Regions from separate parts of the Homo sapiens genome. Here region 1 is linked to region 2. A link is a contact called in ENCODE Hi-C or POLR2A ChIA-PET data. All regions are on one chromosome and are shown on one strand. Each heading gives the region's core, a stretch centred on a gene start or an enhancer-like site at or near the end of the contact. The rest is flanking DNA. Distances are from core to core; before and after follow the strand shown.

Evidence for each region. A loop is a pair of places that touch in the nucleus more often than their neighbours do. ChIA-PET counts read pairs that join two places held with the same protein, here RNA polymerase II (POLR2A).
Region 1: a map of lower leg skin shows a loop between it and region 2 (30-fold over the local background). The contact joins two enhancer-like sites. A Hi-C loop is called at or near these places in 3 of 168 maps with a recorded cell type or tissue (astrocyte of the cerebellum, lower leg skin and ovary). POLR2A ChIA-PET finds 5 or more read pairs at or near these places in 5 of 52 experiments (MCF 10A, OCI-LY7, RWPE1 and 2 more).

What each region holds. Positions count from the first base shown.
Region 1 is chr7:41,992,063-41,999,182 of GRCh38, reverse strand. All of the region lies in intron 10 of GLI3 (GLI family zinc finger 3), which reads left to right. Among named protein-coding and RNA genes, the nearest start is that of GLI3, 240 kb to the left of the region's middle. Within about 2 kb of position 5,827, at least 3 of the 41 ENCODE cell types and tissues checked have a DNase peak (open chromatin) inside an H3K27ac peak, as active enhancers do; they include ovary, where a contact is called at or near this core.
Region 2 is chr7:41,938,683-41,945,347 of GRCh38, reverse strand. No RefSeq gene overlaps it. Among named protein-coding and RNA genes, the nearest start is that of INHBA, 240 kb to the right of the region's middle. Within about 2 kb of position 2,499, at least 7 of the 41 ENCODE cell types and tissues checked have a DNase peak (open chromatin) inside an H3K27ac peak, as active enhancers do; they include ovary, where a contact is called at or near this core.

The DNA.
Region 1 (7,120 bases), core at 4,578-7,077, 51 kb before region 2:
TAGTAGTTTTTGCCATCTAAGGTCCAGCATTTATTGATGATAACTTCCTATCATGGCGTAATGTCCTGTGGAAAATGATATGCTACCCTCTCTTCAACAGGAAACTCCATTCATCTGAATAATCCATTTTTCATACTAAGCAAACTTCCAACTTCTCAAGTCACTTGATACCAAATGTGGAAAACCCTGGACACATTTGAACAAAATCTCAGTGCACGTGCCCATCACACTCCATAGAGGGTGAAAGGCTGTGTGGGGGAAAACACAGAAGATTAAATAGGACATTGAAGTAGGTTGGGGTGAAAACTAATATTTTTAGCAGAAGAGAAAGATGCAAAATAATTGCAGGTGTTAGTTTATATTTACATCATAGATTTGCATAACACAAAAAAGTGCTTTGATTGTTGATGTCCAAAGTTGACGAATAATTTGGTGAGTAATGTAGAGGTGAAAATATCCATAGCTTGTGCATTAAGTTGGCTGTGGAGTGTAATTTGTACTGAGCCAATGTTAACACCATTCAGAGTCTCTGCCAATAAAATCAAGCACTCTATTGAAATGTTCTAATTTATTATTTTACTTTCTTACTAGGAGTAATGGATTTTGTACTTCATAGTCTGATGAGAGGTGTTAAAAGTTAGAGGTGAAATTTATTTTTGAGGCATTTAAGAAGGGAAAAATTATATAAGTGAGGGCCATGGAATAGGTCCCATTAATGAATGCATAATTAGCAATTTGTTTGACATATCCCGTGTCCTGCCATGGTGGGAAGCAGCTGTTTGCAGCATATTTTGGGCTTCTTTTGAATGGTTTTTACAGGCTTTCTGGACACTTCAGATAAGAAGCAGTAAAAGAGCTATTTTTTTAATATGTATAAAGAAAATACAGTGTTCTCTGTCACATGCTTGGAATTTGAGCCTGTGGTGTGAATACCTTAGAAGAGGTGCCATATATTGATTACTTCAGCCATCTCAGTTTACTTGTAAAATAAATGAAGTCAGCCCCTGGCTCCTCTAAGTCCCTAGTGACCATTTCCATCCTTTACCGCCTCTTTCCAAGCATTACCTTAGAATGACCTGGTGGAGCCAGCTTAATGACAACATGTGAACCAAAAAGAATTCCTAATTCTTGCCCTTTGCAAAAAATAAATTAAAATTTAAATTAAAAAATTTTAAGTGTGCAGCCGGCATATAGGAGATGTCTTCTGCCCTAGAGCAGAAGCTTCCCTCCTCTGACGTAGAGCAAGAAAACATCAATATTAGAGCTAAATTGAGAAAATCTTTTCAGTGCATCTGGATTGGTGAACGGCTTAACTGCAGCTACAATGAAATATGAGGAAACAGATTATTGGTTCAAGTTATATATTTATGTTGCACCAAGCACCAGTTCCTGAGCACCTGCGTGTGGAAGTCAGGGTGAAGGCCTGTGGGGTACCAGGATGAATGTGATACAGTTCCTCTACTCAGGAAGCAGTCCAGAAGGGGTCAAAGCCATGCTCACGCAAAATAAACCCAGCTAGAAAGCAAAGCAGAAGGTATCATTTGAGGGATTTTGATGTTCAGGAGAATTAGGACACACACAACGTCCAGCCAGAACACCAGCTCTTTCTCTCTTTATTTTTAAATTTCTATTACTTGGACACTTTTTTCTTTTGCTCATCTAATCATATGACCGCAAAGAGCAATAGTGGATCTGATACTCAGTATTCTGGAATGATCATTGGCATCTGCCAGAATTGTCAGTAGCGTTCACTTTAGTAAAATGTGAACACTGCAAAACTCCTAGGTCCCAGCCATGCCTAGTGTAAAAATGTCAGCCTGCAAAGTTGGTAAAGTCCAGCCACCACATAGTGACTTTTAAGGGTGTTGTAAAATTCTTTCCATAAATAATGTTAAAGAAGAAAAAAAAAAGCTGGACTTCTCAAAATGTCAGGTTTCTTTATCAGCCTTCCAACCAATCACTCAGGGATGCCTTTCCTTCCTGGGAGATGGTACCATAGGCTTACATTATATCATGTATGGAAACATCTGGGGGAAAAACTCAACTCCCATTAAAAAATATATTTTATATAGCCCTGAAAGGAAAACAGTGAACGCCCACACCACTCACAGCTGAGATTACGGGAGTGTCTCTCCCAGCAGCTTTCCCATATGAAGAAATAAAAATCCCAATTCTTCTGCCCATTGTTTTATGGCCACATGGGCTTGCACAGGAAATCAAGGAGGAATTGTAAAACACTGCATTCACAGAGCTTAGTTTCACTTTACCACACTTGCCACATACAGATGCATCAAATCAAATCAGAACAAGATGTGATCTTACTGAGAAAGAATCCTTATAATATCACGTTACCTCCCCCTGAAAATTCCCCCAAGCATGCATAAAATCCAGAAGACCTTAAGTAGAATATTGAAGAGAGCCTTTAAGGCTGAAAAGCAAGCTGCATTTACCTTCCTTGTATCATATTATATATACATATTACAATTATGTCAGCGATTAAAAGCATTGTCATGCTGCATTATGAACTGTTTTTACGTTTAGGATTAGATAATTCTTTCCCCATACCCCCTCAGATTCCTTTTATGTCCTAAGGGCAAATCCTTTCTCTTGGGTCAGGAATGTAATAAGGTAGGTTTTCCTCTCTCTGGGATATTGTGTCTGTCTCACTGTGTTTAAATTGATTCAGAAAGCTCTTCAGAGCAAAATACAGTATTTTCTTTGTATATGAGCCAGCGGTTGACTAACCCTTGGGGAATTCTCTGTGTTGAGCATTTGAAAGGTACAGGTTGGGTATGTTTGAACTGCTGATGCTCAGTGAAGACCACTGGGAAAGTGGATTGGCCGTGGCTCTGAGAGAGGCCTTTTCTCTAATGTGGACTCGAGGAAAAAAAAAATAATTGTTCCAACAAATAATTTTTAATGGTACAATAATTTAGGAAAATTAGCCAGTTCATTTTAATAAGAATGGATCAAGACCAAAATAAAGAGGGAATTATAGTTTATACAAATGTATGAACATACAGTTTAAAGGCATTTAGCCACCAAAAATAAATTTTCTAAAAACAGCAGTTTTCTCTCCATCCACTGTATGAAGTGTTAACACATCCCTCCTGAGAGTTGAACCACAGGCCCTGGGATCAAAACAGAGCAAATTTACCATTTACACTGAAGGGGACTTTCACTTAGATTTGGTATCTCCTTCCAGACCACCAGTTAGCAGAGGTCAGACCCATTGCCAACCAAGGATAACTAATTTAACCCTTGTAATGTTGGTTACTGGTTTTGACAGTGCCCCAGAGTCTAGGATCTTGGAATATGTATCAAGTATAGTCAGAGTATCAGGAGTACACTGTGTGTGTTTGTGTCTGCATGTCTGCATGGATGCTTTCGGTTTTCTCCCTCCCTCCCTTCTTGCCTTTCTTCTTTCTTTTCTTCATCTCATTTATTTTAATGGGTACACAGCACCCCTTCTCTTCTGTGCATTTTCTGTAGCATTTAATTAAAAGGCATTTGGGAAATGTTCTCTTCTGTCGAGGCCTTTGACTCTCTCACAAATGAGCAAACTTTTAGACCTTGAAATTGCCACTTTTTTCCTCAGCTACATCTACATAGTGGGTAGAAAGTTTAGCCCTGAATTTTGTTCTTATCTATGCCACAAACTCATGGTGCACTATTAGGTAAGCTTCTGAACCCCTCTGAACATCAGGAAAACCCTCCTGTGGGAGATGAGGTGTGAGGAGGAGGCAGCCAAGTAGAAAGACATCGGACAAGCAGGCCAGGCAGAAGAGTTGGCATGAGCCAAAGCCCAGTGTGTGCAGCCTACACACCAGGTTCCTGCAAACAGATGAGAGAAGATAAACCAGGAAGGAGCATAACGCAAGCAGCCATGTTCCCACATCTATGACGGATGGATTCACATCCATCATGGGTGGCAAGGACCTTAATACCTATAGCCTGGGACCAGGGGACACATCTTGACTTTTTGCTAAACAAACTATGCTCCTGATACTTGTACTGCAGTTGTGTTACCTGACAAATGAAATATACAGACATCATTTTGCATGTACTTTAGATAAAATAACTAACAGGACACTTTTACTTTAAAAATCCAGGTGGCAAAATTTGGCCGAACATTGAGTTTCAGTTAGTTTCAGTCTGGTTTATTTTGCAAGCGCATTCATTATTTATTCCCCAGAGAGTGCTGAAATTCATAAACTTTTAACCAGTTGCTCTGGTATAACCACACTAAATTAATATTCTGTTCACATGCAATGTGGAGATCATTATGAAAGCCACGTATATGTCACAGGCATGTGCCTGAAGTGTCAAATGAAAGATTTTAAAGACTTGAATGATTATGCAATATACACCGGCCAAATACTCCCAAGAAAATCTGCTTATAAAAATAAGTTTTATGGAATAAAAGTACCAAATTAAAAACATATTTTGAGGAATAAATTAGCACTTCTTGAGGAATGAAATTCTTACTTTGGTGGGGAGGTAAAAGACAAAGCAAGAAAACAAAATTGCAGAAATGGCTCAAATTCAAGAAAAGTCACCCTCCCCCAGGAGTGATTTCACCATGTGAAGAATGGTGCTTAGCACAAGGCAGGCTTTCTTCCCAGTTCCCCTTTGGAAGGACCACAGAATTTTGCACACACACACACCCTTATTTATTTATTTTAAATTGCCAAGTTTAAACCTGTGTTTCTAGGTAAAGTGCCTTCTTTATTGCTCCAATGAAAATTCTGTAGGACCAACCTTACTTCCCTTTTTTGACTCTTCAAACATGTTAGTCATGATAGGGGGCAAGATTTCTATTCCGTGAATGAGATTTCCACAAGCAGATTAAGGAGGAAATATGCCCTTTAGTTTTCTATTCGTTGACAGCATTGCATTGGGAAGAAATCTCTGTGCAAACTGTCCACAAGAACAATAGCTAGGGGCCCAAATTCCAGTGAGATAGAGTGCAGCTTAATCTTGTCAAGGATAACTTGGTCTTTGTTTTTCCTCCTTCATCTGATGCTTTAATGAATTATTTCAAGAGAAACCTACGATAAAGCATCAGATTATTTTTTTCTACAGCCAGTGGGACATAACATTGAAAGTTAGGGTTACCATTTAAATGCCAGAACCCTTACCCCACAGTTATGTCAACATTGTCATGGTGGGCAAAAATAAATTTTAAAATTCTTTTCATTTATAACAAATAGGAGCCAACTAAGATAACTCTGAATTATGTCATGACTAACTCAGAACCCCAGTCTAAAATTATAGTCTGAAAGGAGGCCCTCCTTGGTGGACCCTACAGGCATCTGTGATGCTGAGGTTTATCAGATTGTGGGGAATAGAGCAATCACAGGAAATTGCTTCCGTTTCCTGTGGCTTCTGATTCTCAAAGCACAAATCTAAGGCAGGCAGCCGGTTGGGAGTATATTGAGGCCTGGGACCACATTGGCTCCAAAGCTTGTTGTTTTCAATAACACATTTCTAATAACACATTCCTCCAGCAAGTATTTACTGAGTTCCTACTATAGGCTGGGCATTGTTCCAGGCACTTGGAACATATCATTGAACAAAACTGATAAAAATCCCTGGCTGTGTGGAATTCACATTCTGGTGGGCGGAGCAGACAATAAATATTAAACAATGTCAGTCAGTAAATTATAGTGTGTTGGAAGTGATAAGGGCCACGGGAAAAAAGGGAGAGCAGCAGGGTAGGGCTTGGAGAGTTCAAGGATGGGGAGGTTGGACAGTAAGTGGGGTCATCAGGACCAGGATCGAGCGGGGCGATGAGTCTCTGTAAGGAGGTGGCATTTGAAGAAGGACTGCCAGAGGTCAAGTTATCCTCGCTCAGTGACCCCATCCTAGACGTGACCACACGTCTCCAGCTGTGGATCTCTATGTTGCCAGCCTCTGGAGGGCATTTTCCTCTAAAACCCTGGCTCTGCTCTGTCTCCCTTGTTTCAGGGGTGGTCAGGTGTGCCTCCAGGTCAGTGTGGTCCTCGGGTTTCCTCTCACTCCACCTTTTTTCTTGCCGGACACTTTGTCACACATCCAGCTGACTTCTGGTGACCACTCATCTGTATTCTGGGATGAGGTCACAGTCTCACTTTTCCAGCAGGCCTCCTTGATAAAAGGCTGTTGCACAGAACTGAATTTTGCAGGCAGCATGGGAGAAACAAAAGGTTCAAAACAACAAACTGCTTAAAACTCGAGTGCTATATTGATTTCTATTTGCAACTCCTTAGCCCCTTCCAGCACAGTAATTTCAAATGAACCAGTTTTCCTGCTTAAGCCCACACTCCAACATATTGCTAGACATTTTCTGTCTTTCCTGTCTGATCCCCCCAAACTTACTGGGGCTGGCAAGCTACCACTGGCAAAGAACTTAATACTTCCTTGCCTTAATCGCTTCTTTTGGGGTCCTCCAAAGACACCCCACATGATGACATGCTCTGTCCCCTGCCATTTACTGTGTCCTTTGTTCTCTCCTTTACTTTCTTTTTTTGTTTCCCTATCTCTTAAAATACCGGTCTCGTCATTGTTTTCAATTTCTTCCTTTTTCATCCTCTGTACAGTCTCCATTGGTCAGGGGTTTTCAAATTGGGCTTTGTGAAATCTTTAAAATACTGTGTAGGTGTTTTTTAGTTTACCAAAGATAACATGGGGTAGGGAAGGGGCCCACATTCCTGCATCAGCTGCAGTCTTTCTTAGATTCTCAAATCTTTATGTCCAGGATTGTCTTCTCTGTGGGATCTCTCTACCAGAGATGTCCTGGAGGCATCTCCACTATGATATGTTCCACACAGAAGGGTAATCGTCACCAAATCTCCTGGCCCTCCAATACTGTTATTGTCTCAGATCTTTCAAGCTGGAGACTTCGGTATCACCTGTTACTCCTCTCTCTAATTCATCACCCACAAATTATTCCATAATGTCTTTCACATCTAGCCCCTTACTATTCATCCTCCTGGCTACTGCTGTAGTTCAAGGTCACAGCTTTCTTGGATGATTATAGCAACTCCTAGATGGATTCATTGCCCAGTCTTTGCTTAGTGCCTCTATGATGCTGCCAGAGTTACCTTTTATAAGAACAAATCTGATCATTGCCCTGCTT
Region 2 (6,665 bases), core at 1,250-3,749:
TCAATTCTCTGCAGTTTAATACCTCCAAACACATATTTCTGAGTTACAGTGTTTATTTAGAAACCTCACAGAGCCTTTGGGAGGCCGAGGCGTGTGGATCATGAGGTCAGGAGATGGAGACCCTCCTGGCCAACACAGTGAAATGCCGTCTCTACTAAAAATACAAAAAATTAGCAGGGCGTGGTGGCAGGCGCCTGTAGTCCCAGCTACTCAGGAGGCTGAGGCAGGAGAATGGCGTGAACCCAGGAGGCAGAGTTTGCAGTGAGCTGAGATCTTGCCACTGCACTCCAGCCTGAGTGACAGAGTGAGACTCCATCTCAGAAAAAAAAAAAAAAAGAAAAGAAAAAGAAAAGAAACCGCAGAGCCATCCGGGTACGGCTGCATGTATTTGCATTTACAGTGACTGATGCTGAGTTCCTGGCTATAGGAGTATTCCATTTTATGGAATACTTCTGGATACTGCACTCACAGACTCAACTGTAAACTGAACACATTTATATTATATCTCTAATCTCTATTCTCATAATAGTCTTACTAGTATTACCACCACTTTAAAAATGGAGAGAGAGAGAAAGAGAAAGTGTGTGTGTTACCTTTCTGAAATCACTCAGCTAGCAAGTGCAAGAACAGGGATCCCAACCCTCACCACTTCTCCACATTCCTTGTTTTGCGAATCAAGATGTGTGACCCTGTTTGGGGTTAGGCACAGTGGCTCAAGCCTCTAATCCCAGCACTTTGGGATGCCGAGGAGGGTGGATCACCTGAGCTCAGGAGTTTGAAACCAGCCTGGCCAACATGGTAAAACCCCATCTGTACTAAAAATACAAACATTGGCTGAGAGTGGTTGTGCACACCTGTAAATCTGAGCACTTTGAGAGGCTGAGATAGGAAGATCACATGAGGTTAGGAGTACGAGACCAGCCTAGCCAACATGGTGAAACTGCGTCTCTACTAAAAATATAAAAATTAGCCGGGCGTGGTGGTGCACCTGTAATCTCAACTACTCAGGAGGCTGAGGCAGGAGAATCGCTTGGACCCGGGAGGCAGAGGTTGCAGTGAGCTGAGATTGTGCCACTGAACTCCAGCCTGAGTGACGGAGTGAGACTATGTTTCAAAAAAAAAGATGTTATGACATTGTTTGGGTCATAATCAGTCACAGAGAAACATAGTGGCAAAATCCCAGTCTCTGAGTTCCAAGGCAGAGAATATGTGAGTTTACTCAGAGATGACAATTTAAGATTGCCTCTTCCTTAGCTCTGGGACCTCAGGCAAGTTTATGTATCTGTGCCTCAGTGTCCTCATCTGTCCAGATGACTGAATCATTGTGAGCAGGAGATGAGTTAAGTCTTGCAGTGTTTGCAGGCACCAGGGAAGTGGCACAGGTTATAATTAACAGTTCAGACATCAGGGAAGGGTTCCAAGAACATGAGTTAAACACTGACTAAGGAGGGGCCCTTTCAGAAGAGGAAGAGGTGGAGAGGAAGGTACAAGAGACAGTATGAGGTGGGAGAGTGGACCTCTGTAGATGAGGGTCAGGAAGGAGGTTGACAGGATGTACATAAGGCACTGGCAGGAGTGAAAACTCGGGGTGAAGGTGCATAGGCCCCAAACACCCCATGAAGGAGTCTGGGCTTTGCCCTGGAGGACCAGAGCTGGAGGGGACACACCAGGGGGGCCAGTGGGTGTGCTTTTTGGAGAAAATTTTAGAAGAAGAGGGAGGAGGCCAGAAGTCAACGATGCCTGGTCTAGAAGTCATAGCTTCTGTGAACGAGGAAGTCTCATAGGCAAAAGAACAGGCCTGGTCTTATGGGGTTCTGGGTCCAAAGGCCAGACCTGTTGCAAAGTGTCAGCAAGAGAAAAATTCCTGGCCCTCTCCTGCCAGCTCTAGCTCCCCCTGTCAATGAGAGAAAGGACAGGCCTATTCCAGAACACTCAGCCATCAGGCACAATCTCCAAGACTTGACTGTCCACTGCCCTCCTTCCCTCCCTCCACACTCCCCTCACCACACTTGTGGAGGGCCTGGGGATTAATGCCCAGTTTGCAGGGCATTTAATAGTGGCTTCTCAGCGGGCGGAGCTGCAAACGCGTCCAACAGCCCCTTCAGCCCATGCTGCTGCTGCCACCGCGTGGTGCAGGCGGGGAATGACTGCGCACCGTCCCTGTTCAGCGGGAGCACCGGAGCCCATCTCCACCTCCGTTCTCTGCGCTGAAGAGGAAAGAACCACGCGGATTCAGCACGGGGAATGTTTCTTGTTTAGGAACTGTAATATAGGGATTGGACACTAGCTAAAAAAGAGCATCTTTGGAGATGGGGGTATTAAACAGTTCAAATATGCTTGGGATTCATCAATATGAGACTTGGAGAAACATCTCTGTGGCCACTGCTGTGGCTTTCTTGGATCTGAACCAGACACTGCCTTTGTTTTTTACTACATATAAGCCAGAGGGAGTCCTGGGCTGCCTGAGCTGGGGAGGCGGGTGCGGTGACAGCAGCGCCCCTGCAGACTGAGCCTGCGAGTCCCACGCGTGAAGCCCACGCGTGAAGCCCGCAGGGTGCGCCGGGTTGTGCGGGGCATGGCAGCTCCCAGCCCCTCCACACATCGGGTCGGCCACTTCCCTGCGGGGACAGAATCTAGCATTTTTTCAACTGTCCTAGTCTATGTATAATTCCGTTTGTCTTTTGAAAGCAGTTGTTTATTTTGAAAGGCACAAGCGGAATGCCTTACATCAGCGCCCCTTGACCCGGAGGTAGGAGGAGCGTGAGAGGAGCCACAGGGTGGACTTTAAACCACACCGATGTGCTTGAGTCACGGGTCCTCGGGTAGCAAGTGGCTCTGCACAAGTTGTTGAACTTTTGAATTTTTTTTTTTTGACAGAGTCTCACTTATGTCCCCCAGGCTGGTGTGCAATGGCACGATCTCCGCTCGCTGCAACCTCCGTCTCCCCGGCTCAAGCAATTCTCCTGCCTCAGCCTCCAGAGTAGCTGGGATTACAGGCGCCCCCCACCAAGCCCAGCTACTTTTTTGTAGTTTTAGTAGAGATGGGGTTTCACCATGTTGGCCAGGCTGGTCTCAAACTTCTGACCTCAAGTGATTCGCCTGCTTCAGGCTCCCAAAGTGCTAGGATTACCGGCGTGAGCCACCACGCCCGGCCAGTTGTTGAACTTTCTATGAGCCTCTGTTTCCTCATCTGTGGAATGTGTCCTAGTCTATGTAGTAGATTAGTCTCTCTTGTAGAGGAGTCTAAATCATCAAGGGCGGTGTGTTTGCCTTTCATTTTACCCCACTCCAGACCACTCAGCAGGGCCCCCTTCTCGTTACTCCCTTTAACTATTGCAGCGAGTTAGGCAGTGACCCTTATATTCATGTCCGGGCAATCACTTCAAACATGGATATAGATGAACTCTGTGCCAAAAGAAGCATGTAACTGATTGCCCCCCAAAAGGAGAGGGCCAGGGCTGGTCATAGCGATGACCATGTGCCCAGAGGTCTTAGCGTGTGCCCCAGAGGAGGCTCCAAAATGAGGAAATGAGGGATCTGAAGGGCGGAAGGGAAGAGAGGTTCAGGCAGGTGTCCAAGGCTATCTGCCTGGTCAGTGACAGAGCCTGGACTGTGTGAAGGCAGATCCCATGCGTCTACCACTCACTGGCTGCCTCCAGCGGAAAGCAGAGTGGGCCCTGGGGTCACACACTCAGCTGGGAGGGAGTCCTCTTCCACGGAGTCAGTGGGTGACAGGGAATAGCCAGAGGCAGGGAAAGGAGAAGAGAGTGAGCAGAACAAGGTCATGGCAAAGTCTGGGTGAGAGGGAGGCTCCCAGGTGCAGGGCATTGAGAAGGGAACCCACAAGGGGAGGGGCCGAGGGTGGGGAGCCGCGGCTGGGGCACACTGAGGGTGAGGAGAGCATCCCATCCATGTGAAAATACCCAGGAGCTTGGGGATTTTGAGCTCCTATGAGTGGGCGTCTCATACCCAGAGTTCATTGCTGATGCCTTGACTGATTTCTTAAAACAGAAAAGATTTACTTGTAGGTGAAAGGAAGGAGAAAGACAGAAAAGAAATGTAATAGAGTGTCCCAGACAGGACTCAGTGCCATCAGGGATAGGGGTCAGGCACCTCTTGCCCAGAGATGCTTAAGGAGCTATGGTTCTTTGATGCTCTACCATTCTAGGAGTAGTTCAGGCAGCAAGAGAAACATCTTCCTGCCGCTAAGAATTGCTCAGACTTCAGCTGTTGTGGGCACTTACATTACTTAAGTTCAGTTTTTGTCACTCAAGGAAAGTCTTGTTGACAGAGGTGACAGAGGCTCAGAGTTAGGACCCATGTAGCAGAGATCAGCTTTACTGGGAAAAACTGCTTTGAGGCTCTGTAGGGAGCGGAATGAGAAACGGCAGTCACACACTGCCCCCTGGTGTTCAAGAGCATTTACTGTACCTTGGCTGCTTCCAAAGAGACAGGCGGAGCTCAGGCTTAGTCACCTTACAAATGTCCTTCCTAGGTGTTTTGGGTCTTACACATGTTCTTTTCACCTGTCAGTAACGAGGACCAGCTTTAGTGTTTACCAATCTATTTGCGCACTTTTTGGCCATACAACCCCGTGCAGGAAAAATAATCACAGGGAAAGAGAAGTGGGCTCTCCTCCCTGCACCCTTCCCTGCTCCCACAGCAGCCCACCTGGGAGCTGGCATATGTGATGGTTGAAAAGCATACTGCTTTTTACGTGTCATTCCTCAATAAAGTGATTTTCAAAAACACACAAAAAAAGCGTGGACTTTGCAGACAGATCATATTCAAATCCTGGTGCCCTGTGACCCAGAGGGTGGATAAGTCACTTAATCTGTCTGCGTCCCAGAGCGCCATGTGCTAGGAAGTGAGAATTAAAATACAAATGGGTCTGATCTCCAGCAGCTCAGAGGTGGCTGGAGGACTTACAGAGAGGAGGAGGTTTTCAATACAGCACCAGAAAAGCTTCAGAAGAGGTCAGTACTGGGAGCAGTGTATCTGAGAACCAGAGATTGAAATGGCTGTTTCATGAGGGCGATTGTGAACATTAAATGAGAGAACATGGATAAGGTTTTTAGTGCAATTCTGGCACACAAGGAACCACAAATTATAGTTATTAGAGTTCCAAAGGGGCCTCAGTGATTAAGAGCAGTAGGTCTGGGGACAGGATGGAGGTGTTGCTCCGTGTTCTGTGGCAGGGATTGACTAGACCTGGGCAGCCCAATGGAGATATAATGCAAGTCACAAATTAAAGCCACAAATGTAATTTTAAATTTTCTGGTAGCCTTACTTTAAAAAGTTTTTAAAAAGTGAAATCAAGTTTATACTTTATTTAAACCTATAAATCCAACATATTGTCATCTCAGTATGTAACATCAACAATTATTAATGACGCCTTTGACATTTTTTGATTTTGCCAAATCTTCACAATTCCATGTCTGTGCTACATTTGCAGCACATCTCACTTTGGACTAGCCACGTTTCAAATGCTCAATAGTTCCTGTGGCTCATCTGTATTGAACAGGGCAGCTGTAAAGGGCCACCTTGGCAAGGAAGAGGGACAAGACAGACTAGGCACATCCACCCTGCAGTTGAGCTGGAGAGCTTCATTCTGCTGTGTCTGCCTGTTTGGTCTAGGAGACATTAAATCTGTGCTTGTCAAAGAGTGGCTAAGAGATCACCTGCTTCAGAATCTTCGGGGCTGCCTCTTGTTTTTTTTTTTTGTTTTTTTTTTTTGACATGGAGTCTTGCTCTGTCGCCCAGGCTGGAGTGCAGTGGCGCCATCTCCGCTCACTGCAAGCTCCACCTCCCTGGTTCACGCCATTCTCCTGCCTCAGCCTCCAGAGTAGCTGGGACTACAGGTGCCCGCCACCACGCCTGGCTAATTTTTTGTATTTTTAGTAGAGACGGGGTTTCACCGTGTTAGCCAGGATAGTCTCCATCTCCTGACCTCGTTATCCACCCGCCTTGGCCTCCCAAAGTGCTGGGATTACAGGCATGAGCTTCCCCGCCCGGCCCTGGTCTGCTTCTTAAATGAAAAATCAGATTCCTTGTCCCTTTCTTACTGAAATCTCTGGAGGCCAGAATCTGCATTTGAAATAGGCTTTTTAACTGATTTTAAAGTCCAACATCCCATCCCCTTTCAAGTGTAGACAATGCATTACTTGGCACACAAGAAGGCATGCCCAATAGATGCTTCTCCTTTTGGATTAAAAGTCTGGAACCAAGGATTGGGGGTTAATAATTATGGAGGTGGTCATAACTACATTGCCAGGTCTTACCCTTCCTATTTAGATTCCCTTCACCTTGAGTTTAAACCTGGCCCTGTTCAATAATTTTCTCTAACATTCAGCATTCTCCTCTGGCCTATGTGATTTGGTGCAGGCACACAAAGTAAATTCTCCATAATATCTGAGAAGGTGACTCTTACATCCAGTGGAAAACTCAGCCTGTGGTCCATCCATGAGCATGAATGTCCCAATCTCATTTCCCCAGCATGTTCCCTCACCCTGCCCTAACTCCCCAACCCAGAGGAGCCAGAGGGAGAAATTTCTACTTATCTCGTTGTTATGGCCTGAATATGTCCCCCAGGATTCTTGTGTTAGAAATGTAATATCCAATGCAATAGTGTTGGGAGGTGGAGCTTTTGGGAGATGTTTACATCA